Linked DNA regions of Homo sapiens: all the other regions are linked to region 1. Evidence: chromatin contacts called from ENCODE Hi-C or POLR2A ChIA-PET data. All regions are on one chromosome and are shown on one strand. Each heading gives the region's core, a stretch centred on a gene start or an enhancer-like site at or near the end of the contact. The rest is flanking DNA. Distances are from core to core; before and after follow the strand shown.

Region 1 (4,978 bases), core at 1-2,500:
TACCTCATACATGTGGAATCACACTGGATTTGTCTTTTTGTGAGTGGCTCGCCTCAGTTAACATAGTTCCTTTAAGGTTCATTCATGTTGTGGTGTGTATCATAATTTCCTTCCTCTTTAAGGTTAAATAATATTCCATTGTATGTATATATGACATTTTGTTTATCTGGTGATCCATAGATGGGCACCTCAGTAGTTTCCACTTTTTGGCTGCTGTGAATATTGCTGCTATGAACACAGGTGTAGAATGATCTCTTTGTGACTCTGCTTTCAATTTTTTTGGATATATACTCAGAAGTGGAATTGCTGGATCTATTCCCAGAATGTTTTAAAACCATGGTTCTCCCATAAAATGTGGTATATTGTTGCTACCTAAGCAATGAAATAGTGACTAACAGCATCGTGTTAAGGTCCTAAAGCGTTAGCCAAGTGGCTTGATTCACTCCTTGGAGATTCCACCCACTTTTGTCTGCATTCTGGGAGAATCTACACTGCAGGTCCCCACATCAAGCTTGCTGTATGTATACAGCTTCTACTCTATTTCAAAACCTGACAGGGTTCCCGTGTGCTTTCATTGATCAATTTGCAATGAGCAATGAACAATGAGCTTCAAAGGCTGTTTATAAACAGGTCTCCCCTACTTCTCACTGTGGTCCTCAGGAGGACCCAAAGAATGCTTCATCCAAAATCACAAAGAACAAGACAAACAAATTCTGAGAAACCAAGAGGAGGGTTCAAGAGGATTCCTTAAAACTTCCATATCACCTGGAAAGTTGTAATGGGTGAATTCAAAGCAAGCCATTAACTGGCAAGCTAAAAGAGTCACACATGAGCTTTGTTCCACAGCAAAGCATAGTCCAGCAATGCCATAGTACCCGTCTCTTTGCCACTGTGCATGATGAGTCAGGCACACATCACCTCGAGGCCCCTCAGGAGAAACAAAGGCATGGGCCCTAAATGGAAACACTGGCTTCTAATTTTTACTGCTTCTAGGCAACTGGATAAAAGTGTAATAAAGTGGCATTGCATGTAAATTTTAATAATCAAATATGTATTCTGAAATGAGAACAGAACCCACTTTTTATTCATTCCTGGAAGTGATGATAATGCTGAGAAGGTAAAGAATCAGTCTCAACTAACTGGAAATAAAAAAAAAAAAGATAATAAGTCATTTCCACCAAGCCTGAAAATGTTGGTGTTTGAGGAACAATGTAATGACTTAAATGAACAACATGAAAGAATAAATCATTACCTCATCATAATGGCTATTTTTAACCCACTGTGGAAAATCATCAGGAACTGAAACTGCAAATATGCAATGCTAAACATAATTTCTTCAGAGCAGGAGATAAAAATCAGCACTGGGTAAAGAAGTAAGAAAACATGAAGCCCAAGTTCCTAGGTTGTTGGGTAATGACCCAAGTGGCTATCATTCTATACACATTGTTTTGTGAGGCTTTTAAAAACATTTTACAATGTGCTGTGAATATTTCCCCATTTCAACACACACTTTTCTATAATGAAATTTTAGGCCAGGTGTGGTGGCCCACACCTGTAATCCTAGCACTTTGGGTGGCTGAGGTGGGAGGATCACTTGAGACCAGGAGTTTGAGACCAGCCTGGACAACACAGGGAGACCCTGTCTCTACAAAAAACAAAAAATTAGTTGGGCATGGTGGCTCATGCCTGTGGACCCAGCTACTCGGGAGGCCTAGGTGGGAAGATCACTTGAGCCTGGGAGGTTGAGGCTGCAGTGAGCCGTGATTGCACCACTGCACCCCAGCCTGGGCGACAGCTCTCAAAAACAGAAGAAGAAATTTTAATAAGCTTTCTAATGGCTGCAATTGGACAAAATACTTTCTTATCTTTCCACATTCTTCCTCTCAATTCCCTCTTTTGAGAATTTTCCCCTCACTCTGTACTTCCTTCCTCTTCAAATGAGGTAATGCTTAGAGGAGCTGGTTTTCCACAAGAGTAGAACAGATAATTATTTGTGTGATATAGAAGATACTGCTGGTTGTCAGCCATGAAGACCTGGTCCAGGCCAATGAAGGCAATCACATTTCCTTTTGCTAGGAATTGATCCAGGGATGAACATGACACCCAGTCCTGTATGGGCAAATTGGCTAGAGAGTTTCAGGAAGCATTTTCCTCCTTGATAAGAGGTGCACAGTAGAATGCTCTCTGCTGTACTTCCTCATCTCCCATTCCTCACCCACGTCTTATACTGAATGCTACCGAGCTGTAGCAACCATCTTGAAACATCATCTGTACACATAAAAGGCCAGAGTGTAAACAGGGAAAGAGTCTGGGTCTTTGATGACATCAATGAATAGCTGCATCAACTTTAGGGCTGTCTGCCTCCAGCCTTGTAGTTATGTATATAATAATGCCCTTATCTGGATCCACTTTTCATTGAGTGTTCTGTAATTTGCAGCTGAAAATTATTCTAACAAATCTAACTTAATTAAAATTATATTAACTTAAATATGTTATGAACATTATCTTTCATTTATAGCCACCATGATTCACCCCAGGGTGAGGTACAGACCCAATGGGGCCTGTACCAACATTCTTTTCCTGTTGGCAATCATCCCTTTCAGGTGGTTATCCTTTTCTCTTTGAGGTGTGTACCTCCTTCCATTAATGTTTATAATATCGCCTTTGCCATCACTATCATTTACTGTCAACTCTCTATATTCCCCAGGAACCATGGCTCATCCTGTTTACCCCACACTCAACGTCTTCCTGCAGGACTCCAACATCACTAGGATGCCCAGCTAATATTAGCTTCAGAACTTTGACTTCTTTAACCTCATCCCATTTTTGCCATCTACATAATACTCATGCAGATGGTTAGTCTCTGTTTTCTAAATGGAATGCGAATGCATACAATTTTGTAACTGTCTTTTTCACATCATGCTGTATACTGAACTCATTTGCATGTAGATCTATTGGCAATGTAGATCTACAGCTTAATTTTTAATGGTTCTATATTTTTCTATTTTTATTTATATTCTATGATTAGCAAAAGGGTTTAAGCAGTCATTAAATTACCCACCAATTTTAAATGCCACTATTTCTCATGTTCTAAATTACTTGAAGTTATTTTCTGGACTTTTGCTCTTTGTTTCTGGCTCTGTTTAGAGTACCTCTCTCCTTTAATTATTAAATATTTAGAGTAAATTTTAACATCTGCAGGGAAAGTTTTCTCTTTCCACTCTTTATAAAACATTCCTGAATATTTTTTGAAAATAAAAATATGTATTTATTTATTTTTAGAGGCTGGTCTATGTTACCCAGGTTGGCCTCAAATTCCTGGCCTCAAGTTATTTTCCCACCTCAGCCTGCCAAGTAGCTGGGACTACAGGTGTGCACCATCGTGTCTGGCATTCTTGGATATTCTTATATGTTATGATTATGAACTGACTTCAGAATCATTTTATTGAGTGCCCACACCTTCCAAAAATCCTTTTAGTATTTTCAATGATTTTTAAAAATTGATAAATTGATTTGGGGATAACAGATACCTTTACAATATTGAGTCTTTCCTTTTCTTCATTTACTCAAGTCTTGTTCTGGGCTCCTCAGTAAAGTCGTGTCTTTTTAAATACAATTCCTACACCTCTGAGGCTCCCACTATAGCGGGTCTGGTCCGCCTTCTCCTTCCTCACATATACCATTACCTAGCCTTTCCCCACTGATCTCAGTCCTCAAATCCATCTTGTACTCTCTGTCTAGACTGAACCCTTAAAAGTGTAAACCTGATCCTATCAGATAATTCTCCTGCTTCAGCCCCCTCAGCCAAAGCCCACCTAGCTCTCTGGCCCTGCCTCCTGGTACTCTGTGGATTTCTGCCATCTTTACTCATTTACTGCCCCATGGCCCCAACTCCTGGCAGGGTCCTGCTTAAATTGCTCTTCCTCTAGATTTATTGGCCTCCCACCACATTGTACTAATGGGTGTCAATAAATGCTCAATGAGTTTTCATAAAGAAGTGAGGGCCCAAACAAAACTAAAAATGACCATGAAATCTATGAAGGCCATTAGCTTAAAAAGAACTCACTGACTCCTTTTAGGAGGAATGCGATAAAACTCCAGGGGAATCAGAAAGAGCAGGTTTGGATTACGGGATAGGGACAAAAGAGGCATGGCATATAAATCAGTATTCGTACCTTTTAGCCATTAAAACATGTTCATATGTGTTGAGACTTTGGGCTCATTATTTTAGAAATATAAAACTCCCATGACTATAATGAACACTGACACACTGAACAAAAACAATGAAGGATGCTTCCTATCTTACCATCTCTTTCAGAAGCAACTTGCCCAGGGGTCAAGAGACATGGATTTCAGCACATTGTTCCACAGCTTGGGGTAGGACTAGCTTAAGTACCTTATCCTCTCCCATCTCTAAGAGAAGTATTCCACAGATCAAATCACTTTGCCTGAGTCTTCACTTGGATGCAGAATTGGACTATTGGCCAAATCCCCTAATACTACTTTAATTTCATATGATCATATCAGAGTTTCTCAAAGTACAGTCTCTTACTCCAGTGTTACTAAGTTCCGTTCAACTCAGCCACTAGTCAGTTGATTAAGCAAGTTCCACCTTCCTTCTTATCATTTTTGTAATAGTACAGATTTTTTATTTCATTTTTTACTTTTGTCAACTTTTATTTTAGAATCGGGGGTATATGTGCAGGTTTGTTATAAAGGTATATTTCATACCTTTGTATGTCTAAGGGTGTAAATGATTCCATCACCCAGGTAGTGAGCACAGTATCCAATAGGTAGTTTTTCAGCTCTTCCCCGCTCCTCTAGTAGTCCCCAGTGTCTATGAAGTCCCAATTTTTTGGAGCCTCAGGTTTTCACTTATAAAAACCAGAATAAATCCTGCCCTGCCTCTGTCATAGAACTGTGGAGAGAACCTAGACATTTGATTATTTTATATTATAGATTTGATTTGTTTTTTAAA
Region 2 (4,978 bases), core at 1,053-3,552, 110 kb before region 1:
GGCTTCGGAAATAGGCAGATTTGGGTTCAAATCCTGCACCTGCCACTTACTGGCAGGTAAGGACAAATTACTTAACATCTATGACCCTTAGTGTCTTTATGTATACAATGATAATAACTTACAGTTGTAATGAGGATCAGTTATACTTTATTTGAATTTATAGTAATATATAAATTTATAATTTAAAGTACAAAGCACAGCACCTGATATACATCACACACAGTCAATTATCAATCAATACACTGCCTACTATTATTATAATTAGAAAATGTTATTAATACAAGATGCATAGGAAATACATCACTACCACACTTAAAATATGAACTGCTTGTATCTATGTATAACTTAAGATTCTTTAAAAAATTAATGGGTCAATGGACTTACATAACTTATACATTGTATAGATATTATTTATAGTTTACATATAGGTCGTAAGTAGGTTTGAACAGAGAAAATCAGAGGATGCAGGGACTTCTTTCTCACACAGACTGTATAACTCTGAACCAAAAATAAAATCATAGTTTAGTGGACGGGGTACATAGCTATTCAAATACTGGAACAAATAATTTTAACTACAGTTAGAAATTGTGCTGGCCCACATTAGGGTCTTCTGCTTGGCCTCTACTTGTTGGGACTAAGGCCCAGGAAGAGGTGTTCTTATGAATGTACTTCCAGATTTCAGGAAGATGTGGTACAGGTCTCAAGATCTGTAGCACTTCATTTCCCCTTCCCTCACCTACACGGAGCCCAGGCCATAGACTTCAGCTGGGAAGATAACCCTGTCATCATGGCTTCTCTGCCTGGGTGTCTGGGGAAGACACTGTAATTCGGCCTCTATCAGGCATACTGAGAGAGCTACATTATTGAGGCAAAGACAGATTCATGGACATATTTACTAGAAGCAATAAATAGAAATGACAATGAGCAATATATAGATTTGTTCAATAGTACAGCCTACAATAGAAGTAAAAAGAAAAAAACCAAAAATACCACTATTAATTATGAAAAGAAATGCACGTGTAAGTGTCTGGATACAATGGGACAGGGCAGAGGAGGGAATGAAAAATGCTTGTTAGAGAGCTTTAAAAATTTCCTTTCATTCCTTTTTAGTTGTCAGGTCTATGTGTATCAATATTTTTGTGTATATTCACCAGTCAGCTAGAAATTGATTATATTAATAACTCCTAGAAATATTTAAAATCTTTTTTATTTGTGGCTTTGAATGTATCTACATCTAATTACATCTTGCAAGTATATGATCAACTGAATGCCAAAAGCCTTCAGAGGAACAGCACATCTCTGTTTGTATGTGTGTACATATACAAATAACTTTATATAATTTTATATAAAATTTTAAACAAACACATAACTATATATATAAAACTTTAAGTCTATCACCTCCTCTGATTCCTGTAATAATTTCCTAAGACATGTAAGTCAGGTGTTATTAGTCTCATTTTATAGATGGGGAAATTGAGAATGAGGAATAAAATGAACTGCCAAAGTCACAGATAGCAAGCTCAGTCACAGAGTCCAGAGTGAGTTCCGTTCTCTCTATTCCAATATTTTATTTCCATTTAGCTATGACATCATTCTTAAAAATGCTCTAAGATGTCACAGGCTAAAACTATTGTTTCACTTTTAATACTTGCTATTACTTGAAGGCTTAAATCTTCCTAAACACAGAAATGTTTTTCCCTTTAAGAGTATGTGAACATGGACCAGGTGGGGTGGCTGTAATCCCAGCAGTTTGGAAGGCCGAGGCAAGTGGACCACTTGACCCCAGGAGTTCAAGACCAGCCTGGGCAACATGGTGAAACTCCATCTCTATAAAAAATATAAAAATTAGCTGGTTGTGGTGCCCTGTGCCTGTAGTCCCAGCTACTTGGGAGGCTTAGATAGGAGGATTACTTGAGCTCGGAAGGCCAAGGCTTCAGTGAGCCAAGATCGCACCACTGTACTCCAGCCTGGACAACAGGGCAAGACCTTGTCTCCAAAGAAAAAAATAAAAAAGAGTATGTGAATATGGCTTTCCTTAAAAAAAATTTGGTTTCATGTCCAGAATGAACTTTTATGGCCCAAATATGTGTTGTGAAATTCTGATAGGTCCATTAAAAATGCTTGCACTTAATTCCACTATTTGGACTGCTGAATATAAGCCTTAAAAGTTGACATTTATATTGGCAAGCCCAACAGGGCACAAAATCTATAAATGGCAGTGATGGAGGAGACAGAAATATTTTTTCAAGTACTTCAGCAGTGACGCTAGGGTGCAGCATTGTCCCTTTTCTCTGGCAAGGTAATGCATTCAGAGGAAACAGAACATAATTTTGATGACACAATGCCAGAAACCACAAAGTAAAATCTAAAGGCACAAACCATAGAACTCTACAGCTTCTTTGCTGTTGGCAACCTACGATTGTCAGGACTTTGCCAAAAGCAGAACTGGCTTTTCTTTGGAAGCAGGTCAAACATGCCGGTCAAATGTTCCTTCTGGTCCATTTCACTGGCCTCATGTACTAAGGGGGCACTAACAATGTTAACAAGATTGCAGACATCAGTGCTGGAGGTAGACACAACTGTCAGGTAGTATAAATAAGGGAAAGAAGGTGATGGCTTTCAAGTCCTGGCAAGCTGACTTTAGTCAAGATTCTCTTTCCTTTTAACAGAAGGTCATCAGTATGTCTGCTTTCCCTAGTTTCCTCTTTATGATCACATGCACACAAAATATATTCAACAGTCATGGGGAAAAATAGATGGGAGTTCATCGAGTGATTAAATAACTTGCCATTCAGAAGCAGGGGTAACATGAAGGCTTTGTGTTGAATTTATCCACTGTACAGAGTGGTCAGTAGTAGGAGCAGTAGCATCACCTGCCCTGGACCCAGGAAGCCCCCAGGCATAAAAAACTAGCAAATGTTATTCAGGCCTTAAAGCTACTATGTTCTGACTCAGCAGTAGCACTGGCATTAACAGAAGTCTAGCTGCTTCTAGTCACTAAAAGAACAAAATCAGGTTCCAGTTTTATTAACTGTTTTAAGCAGTCACGCTTGAGTAGACAGTGCTGATATGAAAATCTGTTCTTTAGGGGTGGTTTTTTTTTTTTTTTCAGTCTTACAGACTTCGAATTTCATAAAAATCACTGGGATTCCTATAAAATGTCACAGACCAAAGATCAGGGCTATTTTTGGTCTAGAACTCCCACTTTTTTCCTACTCCACTCCAATTTGGATGGGCCTTTCAAACACAAAAAACCAAAAAAGGATGCCACACTGCATGCTTTGTCAGAAGAAGTGCCCCAGTTACATTCTAGAAACATGAATGCATACATGCATGAACATGCAGACATGAATGAAACTATGTAAATCATCAAGGAGCGATGTAACTGAAACCAAAGAATTTGAGCACAAGAAAGGATCTTATAGAGAATTTAAGTCAGAGTTTCATTTCTCAGATGAAGTTAAGGAAATAAAAGGTTAAATAATTAATGATGAACTCTAATAGTAACAGTAATAGATAACTTTTTAAAGTGCTTACTATGTGCCAGGCACTGTGTAAGCCCTTCACGAGGTGTTTTAAATGACTTTCTCAAAGTTGCAGAGTTATTTTGCCAAAGACTTAGGGTTCTCATTTTCTATTTTGGTGCTCCAAAGAAAAATGAGATGTGTAGCATACCATCCTTCGCCCAGGAAAACAAAACAAAACAACGCAGAACCAACCTGGGTGACCAAGGATACTCAGTGGGGACAGGAAGCTCACTGGACAAGGATGGGTACTTGGTCACCAGGCATCCCATCTCTGATGGTGGGTGCTTTTGAAATGACCACAAGCAGAAAATGTATTTGAACTAAAAGAACTGGAGCTCAGCCACACGAAGAAAGAGGAGCAGCAAAAAGATCCACACAAGCAACATACAAGCTTCCAGAGCAGAGCAGTTAGGGCTCTGCATAAAACGGCACTTCTACCATGTCTCCACTCACCACACAAATAGTAACACTGTCTGCAGCAGCTGCTTGAAGTAAGAAAGACAAGAGATAAACACATGATATGCATGTCAGAGGAAAGTCACTGTAAATGTTTTAATGCTATGGACACTGGTGTAAAATTATAATTATTACTTACTCCAAGATTTTTCCTAGTTGATCAACATCTGAACTTCCACGAAAAAGAGGCCTAAAAGAATAAAGATACATTTTAAATAAGAAATGTTCTCAGATTACATTTCAATCATATTTGCCATTATCATTGTTTCACAGGAAGCAAAATATTCTTTATGGGTTGGGAAGAAGTAAAAAAAATTGAGACATTTTTCCTTTGGTAAGTGAAGGTTTTCCCTGCATTTCATGTATGGGTTAGGATCTCTCATGAATACCTGGTGGTAGATGAATTCCATGTTTTACAATCACGGGCATTCTGTTTGCAGTCATTCTTACAACAGTGCTACCGTCAAATTCAGTTCCAGGTTTCAAAGATCTGCTTAACTTCGTGATAAGGTGGAACATACCACCATCCTAGTCTCGAACCATAAATAGGTGAGATTCTTTGATATTTCTCAGAGCACTTTTTCCATACTACTCTGCTATCAGAGTACTTCCTCATGGGTCTCTCTCCTTTCATTTGTCCTCAATGCTGCAGTGAACCACCTCTGGGTCTATTTTTCTAATTATACCACTTTTCTTCCTCCCAATATTATGGCAGCTAACCATTACAAGTTCTAAATCTTAACTCTGGGCTTTAGAGGCAATTGTGTCTGCTTCAAACACACAGCCTTCCTTGTCTACATTGAGCATTTAACTGGCAATTAAAAAAGGTCATTTTGTGACATTTCTGGCATTTCTCCAAGAAGATCAAGTAGCCCCTTGAGGGAGGAGACTTCTCTAGGTTTCCCTATAAATCCCTGCCATAGAGCTTTACTCTGACAGATGCAGTTACTAAACATTTTATTTCATTTTGCATACACCTATGGTACACAAGTAAA
Region 3 (4,978 bases), core at 720-3,219, 90 kb before region 1:
AGACTTCAGGTCCAGTGCAGCTGATAGGATTTTTCAATAGATACAAAAGAAGGATGGTATAGCACATTATACGGTATATGACTGGCTTAATGAAAATAAGAGTCTATCCCAACTTGGAGCTTCCCGTATCAACAAAAACTCCATTTTCTATGACTGAAGGCTTTGACAACTCTTACTAATCCCAGCTTTTGGTCCTGACAGAATCTAACCTACAGATACAGGGAAAAGAATTTGGATGACTATTACTTTCTGACTGACGACTTCTGGGTCTACTCTGGGTATTTCACACACATTTAATCCCAATCTTCCTCCTTAAAAATGTATTGAATGACATTCATTTAATACACCCCTGGAGGGAAAATAAAGTAGAAAAATCTTTCTGGAGGGCAATTTGGCTCCACGTATCAAAGGGCTCAGGGTTTTGAATATGCTTTGTATCACTATTCCACTTCCGGGAGTTAGTCCTAAAGGAATAATCATGAGAATGAAAAAAACTTTACTTACACCAATGTGCATCACAGCTTTCCTTAAAGTCTTGCAAATTTCATTCACTCAACCAATATTTACTACATGCCTACTATGTACCAGGGAATATTTAAATACAAATAAATAAGATCCAGATATATTTTTATATAAGAAAAGCAGATTACAAAAAAGCATGATCTAATTTTACAAGAAAATTAAAATGTTATAATGCATAGGAAAAACAGTTGAAAGATAACTATTAAACCATTAGTAATGGTCATCTCTTGGTCACTGGTTTATGGTTTATTTTTCTTTCCTCTTTCTTTTCCTATTTTTATTTTTAAAGTAAGTATCTTGTAAAGAGCCATTTTGACACTACGTAAATCTCTTGATGAAATTTCCACTCAGTAGTTTTAGCATCATCCATTGATGATTTTCTAACTCCATCATTCACTCTGTTATTATTGATTGTCAGTCTACTGTAAGACAAAGCTCTCTTTTCTCCCACTTTATTTATATCAGCATGGACTCATGGATTTTAATTTTATTCAGGAGGTTATAATCCTTTACTATAATTATGTATTTTGATGCCCAAATTGTTTTATATTTGTCCAGTGGCTCCTTCAAGCTAAATTCTGTGCCTTTCTGGTATGTTCCCATATTTTTTGAGCATTTTCTTACTTTCTGGTATAACAAGATACTATAGACTTATACTCTTTACTCGTATTTTAAAAGCTCTACAACAACCATGTATATTTTTGTTAAATGAAAGAACATAATACATACTATTTAAAAAATAATCTTACATAAGATGCATACATTATACAGATTTTTATAAGATTTTTAAAAAACAGTCCAGATTGCTGATCCTACATGGTTCAGGAATATTAGAACAAATGGGCCTTCTGAGCTCCACCTGAGATGGGAGAGGATAGCACCTGTCTTACAAACCAATATGAAAGGAAATTATGTCTAGTGAGATCATTAAATGCATAAGTCATTGCTCTTTACTTGACTAAAACCAGTGAGCCGGCCACACAGCCTTAGATAAGAAAGGTAACAGTTAAAGTACATTCTGTTCGATTAATTAATGTCTCACAGCCAAATGTCTCTGTCTTGCCCCTTAGAAAACTGCATAGAAGAATGGTGAGACACCATCATTTTCATCTGAGTGACTGAGTTTCTTCCTGCTGACTGTTTGGAGTTCCCCTGTGAGCTGGCGTAAGGTACTTCTTCCTGTGGCTCAGAGTAAGACTCTGAGAGCCTTGGGGACTGCCCTCTGGATTCTGTGAGGAACTATGGAAAACAAGGGAAGACCAAGTAGGAGCCCCCAACTCCTCCTTGTGGAGGAGTCAGCTGACCCCACGCCTTGACCCCAGAGCCCTGCATAGTTTCTTTAATCTTATTAGATGGGTTTCCTTAAACTCACTTTCATGCTCAGCCTTTTGCCAGACTCTAGGACCAGCTCTGGCCTTTGTGGTGACTGTGGTGGGATATAGGGGGAGAGATATAAGGAGCACTACAATGATTAGTCATCACTTCACTATTGAGTCATTTGGCCATGCCGCCCAGCCCACTGTGACCTCAGTTCATGCTGTGTACCCCACGCTTGAGGTTCTGTCTAGAATCCCAGTACTCCAGGTCCTTGGACTTTTTTGATTCTGAATTCTTCTAATGTCTTCTGTTACCTCTGAGAAGAAGCCATCCTTTATCCTGTTCTAGAAAAGTGATACACCAAGGTAATTTAACATTATGAACAGGAAGTTCAGTGGCTAAGTTTCACTGAACATGTACAATGCAAAAAGACAAAAGTGAAGTGCTTTATACATACTGTTTAACCTCAGATCAATGCTATGTGGGGGATATATATTAATATCCTCATTTTACAATTGAGGAAACTGAGGTTGAGGGATGGTTAATGATAACTCATCATCATTGAGCTAAGAAGTGATAGAGACAACTAGATGCTCCAAAGCTGGCTCTCATGACCACTTCACTACATCGCATCGTTTGGCTATGACTACGGAACTGCTAGTGGACTTGAGACTCAGGCTGAAAAAAGAATTTTTTTTTTTTTTTTTGAGACAGGGTCTACCTCTGTCACCAAAGCTGGAATACAGTTGTGTGATCACAGCTCAATGCAGCCTTGACCTCCTGAGCTCAGGTGATCCTCCCACTTCAGCCTCCAAGGTAGCTGGGACTATAGGCATGTACCACCACACCTGACTAATTTTTTGTAGAGACAGGGTTTGGCCATGTTGCCCAGGATGGTCTCGAACTCCTGGACTCAAGTGATCTGCTTGCCTTGGCCTCCCAAAGTGTTGGGATTACAGGCTTGAGCCACCACGCCCGGCCAAATCCCGGGTTTTAAAAAATACAAATGAACTAATGGGAATAACACTGGTAAGCCTGATGTTGAGACCAAGTAGTATTCTTCAGTTGGTTCTAAGAAAAGAAAGAGGTGATCCAGAGGAGTCTGTAAGTCCATGAAGAACTTGGAACAGGTTTGCCATTATAGCACGCTTCAGCAGCTCATTCACTCATTCAGCACATTTGGAGTCTGTGATGTGCTTATCACTATGCTGAGTGTAGGGAACACAGAAATAAGACTGACGTGGTCCCTGCCCTTGTGAGGCTTACAGTTTAGGGAGAAAGAAAATCATTAAATAAGTGGTAAGTGTTATGAAGAAAATAAGATATGCTGGTGGAGAATAATAGAAAAAGCCTCTTTAAGGAGGTGACATTTAACCTAAAGGATGAAACAGAGGAGGCAGGCCTGCTGAGGTCTATTCACTTTCTTTTCATCTTTGGTTGTAGCTAGAATTTTTGAGTACTCTTCAAGGGAGCTTTATGACTTGGGTTCTGTTAAACAAGTCAACCACGATTTTTAATCCATGTGCTTTATCACGAATGGTTTCCTTCACCCTGTTCAAAACATCACAAATATGATATAAATGGGACACTTACTATTCAGTCTAAAACTGTTCTCATTTATTTACTTATTAAATACAGAAAAATCCCTTTAGAATCAGGGATAAGAGGAAAGGTCTTTGTGTTTCGCAAAGTTCATCCAAGTGTACTATTTGTTTCTTCCCCATGGAATTGTCATATCAGCTTTAGGAAAGATGATGAAAGAAAAGAAATGGGCCCAGAGGGACCTAAGGAAACCAGGCCAAACTTGCTGTTCACGTGGACCCTTACAGGGAGAATGGAAGGCAAAAGCAGAGAACTGGGTCCAATTTTCTTTCTCAGTGCTATCTGTGCAGTGGTCAGATGTGGCACTCACAACCAAAAGGCTTTTGAAACAGCACTGGTGAGTCCTGACCTACCTTCTTCAAATTTCTGAAAATGATACATTTTATTATCTCATGAGTAGAGATACTGGAGATTACTCTTAAGGCAGGAAGGGGAGACCTAGGGTCCCTTTCTTTGCTATAATTAACTGCATTTTCTCTGGGAGAACAGAAGCTCCCCATGGATATATGGGGTTGGGACAAGTGGCTATTTACAGCTAAGAAGGGAATATTTTTGAGGTTTAGAGAATTCAAATCACGATTACTATCTCATGTTCAAAGACTGAAATAAAAATGGCTGTGTACTCTCTTCATGGAGCAATTTGATGTTCTGAGGCCCTCTACTCCCTGGCTTCTGGAAATCTATTTTTCCCTCCATCACAATATTTCCTTTAACTACTGAATAATTAACCCTAGTGACTAACCTAGTCTCATAGGAAGAAGGCTTGTGAAATCTGCTCCTGATGCATGTAATAAGTGTAGAAGGACACATTAAGTAATGTGTACAGTCTGGGAAGGCCAAAATTCCTTTCCCAAGGCCTGGTCCACCCTGAAAAAGAGGAAGGAAAGCTCATACTTTAATTATTGGAGCAGGTATTCCACTGGTTCACACATTACCAGGACCTTAGAGGTTTCTTCTATCATACAGAAGGAACCTGGATCAGCACACTCGCCTACTCTTCTTTGTCTGCCAGTGGAACTCCACAACAACTGACCGAAGCTGTCACCACCCCAGGCTGCCAATGTGGGCCTCCAGATTGTGAGGCCACAGGGTCAGATATGGGGCCTGGCGCTGCACTGACAGTGCTGCATGTCCAAAGAGGCAAGCAGCCAGGCAGAGCCCTCTCTGTTACAGCTTGGCCACCTGTCTGAGAGGGAAGACAAATCCCATTTCATCGGGTTTGGCATGGAAAGCAAATTGTTCACCCCCACACGCAAAAGCTCTTGAGTGGCAGAAGGAAAAGTACACACCCCAGGTGCGAATATAAAAGCGGGTCTCTTTGGGATGAACCTTCTGGTTAATTTGGTTTGGAGTCTATGGTGTTTTCACTCAGCTCTCATCAGTTTTTAAGCCGTATTACAGCTCCCAGGCTTTTAGGATAATTCTCTTAATGAAGTAATGAAATGCCAAAGAAATGGCATCACAGGGCTTTGCCCTTTCCTGCTTTTTAAAGGCCATCAAAACCATCATTCCCTAACATACCCACACAGGAAAAAAG

Evidence for each region. Hi-C counts contacts between places; a loop is a spot of excess contacts on that map. ChIA-PET counts read pairs that join two places held with the same protein, here RNA polymerase II (POLR2A). Pooled maps may share reads with other maps.
Region 2: a pooled map shows a loop between it and region 1 (7-fold over the local background). The contact joins two enhancer-like sites. A Hi-C loop is called at or near these places in 1 of 168 maps with a recorded cell type or tissue (CD14-positive monocyte), 17 of 37 single-sample maps with no recorded cell type and 16 of 50 pooled maps. POLR2A ChIA-PET finds 5 or more read pairs at or near these places in 7 of 52 experiments (AG04449, WTC11, activated B cell and 3 more).
Region 3: a loop to region 1 is called in a pooled map, with 4 times the contacts of the local background. The contact joins two enhancer-like sites. A Hi-C loop is called at or near these places in 1 of 168 maps with a recorded cell type or tissue (CD14-positive monocyte), 11 of 37 single-sample maps with no recorded cell type and 14 of 50 pooled maps. POLR2A ChIA-PET finds 5 or more read pairs at or near these places in 12 of 52 experiments (AG04449, BJ, PC-3 and 8 more).

The regions. Positions count from the first base shown.
Region 1 is chr7:92,730,606-92,735,583 of GRCh38, forward strand. The region is part of intron 3 of CDK6 (cyclin dependent kinase 6); the gene reads right to left. Among named protein-coding and RNA genes, the nearest start is that of CDK6-AS1, 100 kb to the right of the region's middle. Within about 2 kb of position 1,251, at least 5 of the 41 ENCODE cell types and tissues checked have a DNase peak (open chromatin) inside an H3K27ac peak, as active enhancers do; they include CD14-positive monocyte, where a contact is called at or near this core.
Region 2 is chr7:92,618,914-92,623,891 of GRCh38, forward strand. CDK6 (cyclin dependent kinase 6) reads right to left here. Exons shown (of 8, transcript NM_001145306.2): 6 at 4,123-4,173. Among named protein-coding and RNA genes, the nearest start is that of FAM133B, 31 kb to the left of the region's middle. Within about 2 kb of position 2,303, at least 5 of the 41 ENCODE cell types and tissues checked have a DNase peak (open chromatin) inside an H3K27ac peak, as active enhancers do; they include CD14-positive monocyte, where a contact is called at or near this core.
Region 3 is chr7:92,640,367-92,645,344 of GRCh38, forward strand. The region is part of intron 5 of CDK6 (cyclin dependent kinase 6); the gene reads right to left. LOC112268009 (a long non-coding RNA gene) reads right to left here. Exons shown (of 2, transcript XR_002956577.2): 1 at 1,895-4,978; 2 at 1-1,761. Among named protein-coding and RNA genes, the nearest start is that of FAM133B, 52 kb to the left of the region's middle. RefSeq lists an enhancer at 1,725-1,774. Within about 2 kb of position 1,970, at least 9 of the 41 ENCODE cell types and tissues checked have a DNase peak (open chromatin) inside an H3K27ac peak, as active enhancers do; they include CD14-positive monocyte, where a contact is called at or near this core.